2 separate regions of the Homo sapiens genome follow, and region 1 is linked to region 2. Evidence: read pairs that join two places in POLR2A ChIA-PET (ENCODE). Cell type or tissue: MCF 10A. All regions are shown on one strand.

Region 1 (4,000 bases), 320 kb after region 2:
AATAGATTCTGCCCAACCGTTTTCTAAGGTAATTGTAATAATTTATGTTCCCACTTGCCAAATAGTTCTGAAAGAGTTTGTTATCTTTCCATAGGGTGAATGAAGTAGGTGAACTCCATACTGGAATTTTCTCATCTTCTCTCTTGAAAATTAACTGTCAGTTTTTAGGTCATGCTAAAATACTTTTTTTTTTCAGTTTTAGATGAAATTTTGTGCAATTATAAGTTATTAATATAAAAAATTGATACAACTAATTTGTTTTTCTGAACACTATTCAAACAACTGATTTAACATCCGATTTTATAGGTAAATTAAGTAGTAATGTTAACTGACCAGATTCTGTACTGGTTTTGGTTGTCATATTGGGATTAGCTGAAGGCAAGAGAAAGAGCAGAGAGTTACAATAATTTAAAACTCAATAGTTTTTTCTTAAACACCATTATTTAATTAAATTATCTGTCCAGCAAGGATCTGATAAATAATACCTTTAGAGACCTACTGATTTAAGGGGGAGACAACTTAAGCTTTATTGTTAAACCTATATATGAGATTATATTGAATTGTCATATACAAGGTCTTTTGTTATTATTTTCCAGGGGAAAAACATCTAGAATATAAAGTTATATTCATTTAAATGTATTTTTGTTTCAAAGTGTCTAGTATTTGTTGATGTTATAGGTGTTTTGAAATAAATGTAACATAGTTGAATTGGTTTTGTGATCAGTTTATGCTGCATCCATCTAGAAATCACTGAGTTATTGTGGCGAACACCTAACAATGTCAGTGTTTGATGTTACCACACACTTGCACATAATGACGTCAACAAAGCGGGAGCCTGGTTAATGGCTTTCTTCTCTACAGAACTTGTTCAGTAATTTGCTGTACTGGTATTGGTTAATAGGGTAAATTGATTACTGTAAGGAATGCAAAAAGCATAGATTTTATTGGATACTACTGTTTCCTTTTTGCAATAAACCACATCGTAAATTTCCTGTGTTCATTCATCATTGGGTTTATATTATGTTAAATGAAAATGAATCACATTTTCTGAATATTTTTTTCCACACTTCAAAATGTCTTTTTAGATATTGTCTGCCAGCTAATTTACAGCTCTGAAACCTTGTTGTATCATTTGGAATAGAGCATTTGATAATTTAAAGTGGAATGAATCATTGTTTGATGAAGAATTGCTGTTAAATCTTTTGGGATGTAAGAATTTCTTTGCTGCAGTCATATATGTAACTGTATATTTCAGTGAGAATGCCCTCTGAACATTAGAGGACATATTCATGAATTGAAATTCCAAAAACAAATCTAATGATTTGACAGCTCTGCTCAAAAACAGAAGCTCAGCATTTTAGAGGTTGCCATTTACTGAATGAGTCAGAGGGAGTCTGGGAATACCCTTCTGTACTCTGACTCTTTTCTCCCCACTCCTTTGTGCCTGGCTGCCATTGTCCTATGGCACCCACCTAACAGAGTGGCACCCAGTCACCAGCCAGGCTTTGATTTTGTCAGTTGCAGAGGCTAACAGTCAAGAATCTCGGCACAAGAATGCCAATAGTAGCTTACTGCAGTGGCTAAACCCTTGTTCTTGTTCACATGGAGATTTCTTAAGGAAAAAATGATTTCCAAGCTATGCAGAATGGACTAAAAATACAATTTTGACTTTCAAATACCTGATTTCAATAACAATTTTTAGTGTCTAAAAATTAAGAATAGAATTAATTTTGTTATACATTGTTTGAAAGTAACTATAATCAAATCAAATATATTGACTATTTTTCCTATTTGGCTTCTTCTGACTAAACTGTTGCATTTAATATTACAAGACTTCATTTTTATGGATAATCAAGAATGTGCATGAAACCTTAATTTCCAGCATAGAGGGTAATTGCTCAGTAATCATTTACTTTCTTTAAAACATAACTGCATTTAACTAAGAAAGTAAGAAAAAGAGCTATTTTTAAAAATGGCATTGAAATGGTGTATAAGATCAAACAGCGTATGAAAAATATACCCACCTTGGTGTTATTTTACCATCTTTTACCTCAGTAACTTAAAGTGGACCTTTCTAGTTCACTTGTTTAGTCACGGGATCATAGCAGCTTGCTCATCTCTAGTGGTATGAAGCCGTATTTGAGAGGTTGGGCAATAGAGCCCTACAGTGTTATGTGATTTGCTCAGTAACAGAGGTAGCTCCAGCATGCACACCTCTGAACTGCATGAATCCACTGCCTTTTCCACTTGCCTGTGGTTTACCATTGTTCTTTGTTTCATTTACCAGGGTGAGATCTCATTTAACATGTTTTAGATTACAGAGGTTTTATAGTAGAGCTAAAAGCATATAAAACAAGAATTTATTAGAAAGGACACCAATCTTTAACAGCCTCTGCTGGTCTCAGGTTAATCTTACTATGGTATCATTTTCTTAACAATGGACTATCATAAGCTATATCATAGCTCTTATACACATTTATGCAAAACAATTAAACTATAGTGTATGAATAAACATTCCCTGACCCCCACCTGATTTTCCTACCCCCTTCTATGAGCAAGCAGATGGCCATTTTAAAGTAAGATAAGTGGAGAAAAATAGAGAAGTAATAAGGGGCAATTTGAGCAGTCAGTGTACTGTGGTATCCGTGGGACCCTTCTCCAACTTCATGTGATAGCATGCAGTATAGAAAAGGTTCTTTCAGCAAGTGTTTAGGAAAATATGTTCCAAAAGATCTGCATAACATTAGTGTAACCAAGTGTTCCTCTCTCTGGCTTCCTGTTTTGGAATTAAATGCCTTCAGGGTACTCAGAATAACTCTGTTTAGGAACACAAGAAGAATTTAACCTCTTATGTTCCTAATCAATTTTAAAAATATATATATAGATTAAATAGAAAGCAAAAAGATCTTATTCTACTTTGCTTCTCAACAGTTTCAGCTAAAAATTAAAACTGTTTATACATAAAGTCGGTGGTTTAGTTAGAAAACAAAGGTATAAACAAGAATTCTGACAGGATTATTATCAGCAAAATTTTAAGATCAGTTTTGTCCCTGTAAACAAATTTCATAGACAAACCTTTTTACATGTAGGATTATTTCCAAAAGAACTCAGTGGAAAGTTTCTACTCTGGGTGTTTGCAGGAGATAAAGGGAGCAGCTAAGCTGAATTGATGTTTACTTCTTTGTGGTGTTATTGTTCAACATTCTTAAGTTGCTTCTGCAAAGCCAGCAGAGGGAGCACCAAACAATATTTTTGTTTACCTTAAAGCTTACAATGTATTTTAAAAATATTTTCTTTCACTTGCATTAAAAAATGTCTACAATGAATAATTTGTTGATTTTACATTTTTACTGTATAGTTTTAACTTCTCTGAAATTAAAAGACTTGAGGGGCTTTATTATGCAATTTAATTCTATAAACATTCAGTAAATGCTTACTGTTTATAAGACTTGATGCGTGATGGAGAGTCAAAGGTGAATACTCCACAGTCTCTATTCTTCAATAATTTATAATTTAGTTGGAGAGAAAGAAATGTAAATATCCTCTGTTTACAATGCAGAAGGATAATAAAGGTAGAATATGGGCTAATTCTTAATAAAAAACAAATAGGGATATTATGGAGAAGGTGACATTTGAATTGGACTTTGAATAAGAGGTTTCCAAAAATGGAAATTCTAGACTGAATGGAGCAGCATGAATGCAGGGTATACTTAGAGCAAGACAATTCTAGGCCTGAGGCTAGATAGAACCTGGTTGATAGAGGGGTTATGTACTGGGAGGTGAGGTCAGAATGCTAAGGTAGAGTTAGATAATGGAGCACCTTGAAATCCGTGCTAAGTGCTTTTGAGTTTATTCTGTTGTCAGAGGAGAGCAAACTGCACACCATTTCGAGGAAACAAATAATGTTTTGATTAAATAATACTTGTTTCAGTGTGAAAGCTTGCCTGGAGAACTGAGAGATTAAAGATTAGACATTTTTATACTAGGTAAGGTCAGACAT
Region 2 (4,000 bases):
TTATAAGGGCACTAATCCCACACATAAGAGCTCTGATCTTTCGACTTAATCACCCTACAAAGACTCTACCTCCTAATACAATCACCTTGGGGGTTAGGATTTCAACACGTGAATTTTGTGGAGATGCGAACATTCAGACCATAGCAGATTAGAATTGAAAAGAGCACCACAAAGGCCTGCTTCCATTCAGATATGCATATTTTGGTCAACAGATCACTTTCTCAGTGAAGTAACATCCGATGCTAATACACGTCCAAGCCCGTGTGTGCTTGTATCTACATGTACTAATAGCACACAGCCAACAGAGTGGCTTTTTTCACCAAATAGATTCAAGATTGACTTGTTAAGCATATCTGCTCATTTGCATGAAGAAAGCTAGAATGCTTCACATACTGGGCACACTACTTCAATCTTCAGCTATAAAATCCATTAGGCTCCATAAGTTATTATTTTGCTTAAAAGAGGAATATTCTTGACAAGGAAATCCTAGGAGAAATGCACTGCATGATGCCACAGGAAATGATTTCTGGAGGACTGCAATGAGTCCAGCCAAATCACTTCAGACATCTCCACAGCCTGTCAGTCCACGTAACACTACAGGAAAACACATGCGTTCATTAAAATGTCTGATTTCGTACATGCTAGATATAGCAAAGAATCTGCTGGAAGCTGGACTTCGGTAGATATGACTAGTTTGCACCTTAAGGATTTAGATTGCATATTCTCAACTGAGGAGCACGAAAAGAAAAGAAGGCAAGGGGATCATGCTCTACTAGCTACACACAAGCAGAATTAGTCCTGAAGCAACCTGAGGAAAACATACAAGAATCATGAAACCCTAAAGGGGAAGATCCAGACTCTCTCCACCCATCCATGTCTAGTCCTGGTACCAGCCCAAATTACCTTGCAGCAGACACAAAATACAGAGAAATATTTATATCCTAAAAGAAGAGTTTTATTAAAAAAGAGTCAAAATACTAACTATACCCTAATACATTATATTCTTATGTTAATGTTCTTTTGTGGTTATGAAAAACCATAGCTCCATAAAGAATAGGAACAATGCACTTCCATTTATATTATTATTCTTACACTGTGCACATTACATGCTAATTCAACATTTGTAAGAGAGATATCAACAGTGACAAATCAAGTTTCATCAGGTTAAATTGAGGATTTTGATAGTACCAAAATTAATAAGTCATAATCCACCAATCCATAGTTTTATACCAGCCTCTGTCTATTTAAGGTCAATTTGGAAAAGTTTTCAAGCAACTACTCTAAACCTAACCCCCTTTTTCATTTTGTTATTTGGTTAGTGTTTAACTAAATAAGTTTATAATATAAGCATTAAGACTATCTAAAAAAGCATCCCCCCAGCACCCCCCCAAGAAAACCCACACTAATTTAGGTTAAAAACAAAGTAATGGCAGCAAAAGTGTCTTTAAGTTTTGCAATAATCCTTCCAGTACTTTTGCATCCCAAAAGGCTCCAGATGTGACCAGCCACTGCAAAATGGTAAGTTGTTTATCAGCATTCTACAATGGGAACTGGCACCTGTAATTTTACTCTTATTTTGCATCAGCATTATTAAAACACGTAAAAAAAATGACCAAGTGAGGGTTTTGTGTAATCACACGTACACCTTCAGGGTGAAATGCTCTGTTGGCTGTCTGTTGTCCTGAAGGTGACGGCTATACCAAGCAGCTTCCTTCTCTGTTGTCTGTGTGTAGCTGCTATGAGCCTCCTTCTATAGGGAGTTTCTGCTGGTAGCAGTGACTGGAAAATAATGTGGAAATGTTGTTCTCACAGCCTGTAAAGAACCGACTGTTGATCACTTTTGATAATGCAAAGGATTACAGTGCTTTTCTTTTTCATTCATTTTTTTCTTGTTTTCATTTTTCTTTCTTTCTCCCTGTTGGTTGCTAATAGTCATCTGTAATTAGAAAGAGGCCCCTTGTCCGCCTCAGTCTGGAGTGAAGGTTTAAGAAATAAACATATTTGAATCATGTGATGACAATTAACCACTTTGTTAAGCCATAGATCCCACTTCACCCTTACCACCTCCTCTTAACCCGGAGCTATGTTCCATCCTGCCTAAGGTTTTCCTCACTGCTTCAGCCTGCTCCCAACTTTCCAGTTGTTTAGAAACATGACAAACTGACTTTTGTTTGTTGGCACTTCAACAATGTAGATTATTGGAACTTCACTTTTGCTTGACTGCTGATTTCCAATCCTATATAGCAACAAAGTGTAATTTGTTACTGATATAAAATCAATGGGAGCTAGAAGTTTGCTGTTTTAAAAAGTTTCTTTTCTTTGTTCCTGTCAAACAATTACACACTCAGATGCTTGAAAACAGGTTTTTGTTTGTTTGTTTTGTTTTGTTTTTTGAGATGGAGTCTCGCTCTGTCGCCCAGGCTGGAGTGCAGTGGTGCAATCTCGGCTCACTGGAACCTCCACCTCCTGGGTTCAAACGATTCTCCTGCCTCAGCTTCCTGAGTAGCTGGGATTATAGACGCCCACCACCACACCCTGCTAATTTTTTGTATTTTTAGTAGAGACAGGGTTTCACCGTGTTAGCCAGGATGGTCTCGATCTCCTGACCTTGTAATCCGCCCGCATTGGCCTCCCCAAGTGCTGGGATTACAGGCGTGGGCCACCACACCCAGCTGAAAACAGGTCATTTTTTAAAAGACTCTTTCTGCAAGTCCTTTGCATACATGTGAAGAGAGATGAGTTGGGAAACTGAGGAGCAGAGGGTTTAAGTGACTCACCTAGGACAGCAGAGTGAGTCATCACCAAGCTGAAGTGGGGACTCGGTGTTCCTGACAGCTGATGGTCAGCACAATACACTTGATTATATGGCCTTGGGAGTTAGAGCTCCACAAAACTCTCATTTCTGGTTTAAACTGGGCTTTGACTAGTTTTGTTTCTGCTTCTTATTAATGGCAGTTAAACATGTATTGATACAGTCAAATAACCACAAGGCCAGGGATGCTCTACTTAAGGCCATCCAGGAACTTCCAATTGCTGTTTGCTGTGCACAGGCATACTGAAGCTTAGCGTGCTGAGTATCCAGCAAAACCTAGCACGATCTTTATTTCCCTAAGTTAGTTTTAAAATTGTCTTGGCTGGGTGCAGTGGCTGACGCCTGTAATCCCAGCACTTTGGGAGGCCGAGGCGGGCGGATCATCTGGTCAGGAGTTTGAGACCAGCCTGGCCAACATGGCGAAACCCCGTCTCTACTACAAATACAAAAATTAGCTGGGTGTGGTGGCACGTGCCTATAATTCCAGCTACTCGGGAGGCTGAAGCAGGAGAATCGTTTGAATACAGGAGGTGGAGGCTGCAGTGAGCTGAGATTACGCCACTGCGCTCCAGCCTGGGTGACAGGGCAAGACCCCATCAAAAAAAAAAAAAAAAAAAAAAGAAAAGAAAAGAAAAAAAGGCCGGGCGCAGTGGCTCATGCCTGTAATCCCAGCACTTTGGGAGGCCAAGGCGGGCGGATTACGAGGTCAAGAGATTGAGACCATCCTGGCCAACACGGTGAAACCCCGCCTCTACTAAAAATACAAAAATTAGCTGGGCATGGTGGCATGTGCCTGTAATCCCCGCTACTTGGGAGGCTGAGGCAGGAGAATCACTTGAACCAGGGAGGCGGAGGTTGCAGTGAGCTGAGATCGGGCCACTGCACTCTAGCCTGGGGACAGAGCAAGACTCCGTCTCAAAAAAAAAGATGGATTAAAGAGGGTTGAGAAAAGAGGCAGAGACTAATAGACTCGGGTTAAAAGCTGGCAAAGAGTGGGAGTGTTTGAAGATGTATGAAATGCATTCCAGGCTGGGTGACAGGGCAAGACTCTGTTTCAAAAAAAAAGATTGTCTTTAGTGTCAGCATGGTCAAAATGTTTACATCCATCCAAACAGCTTATTTCAAAACAAATACACCCAGCAGTCGGCCAATCAAGGCTTAATATTAGGAGAGTCTTATTAATATGAA

Evidence for each region. ChIA-PET counts read pairs that join two places held together with the same protein. Peaks named below come from ENCODE experiments on the same cell type or tissue, not always from the same donor. Only the 100,000 strongest peaks of a DNase experiment are listed, where the experiment ranks them.
Region 1: POLR2A ChIA-PET joins it to region 2 with 8 read pairs; 1 of 35 experiments calls an interaction of 5 or more read pairs at or near these places.

What each region holds. Positions count from the first base shown.
Region 1 is chr5:82,104,251-82,108,250 of GRCh38, forward strand. All of the region lies in intron 3 of ATG10 (autophagy related 10), which reads left to right. Among named protein-coding and RNA genes, the nearest start is that of ATG10, 130 kb to the left of the region's middle. In MCF 10A, a CTCF peak has its summit at 3,255 (motif pointing right); a DNase peak (open chromatin) is centred at 2,141.
Region 2 is chr5:81,786,450-81,790,449 of GRCh38, forward strand. No RefSeq gene overlaps it. Among named protein-coding and RNA genes, the nearest start is that of SSBP2, 37 kb to the left of the region's middle. In MCF 10A, no CTCF peak of the experiment used is centred here; DNase peaks (open chromatin) are centred at 1,542 and 2,772.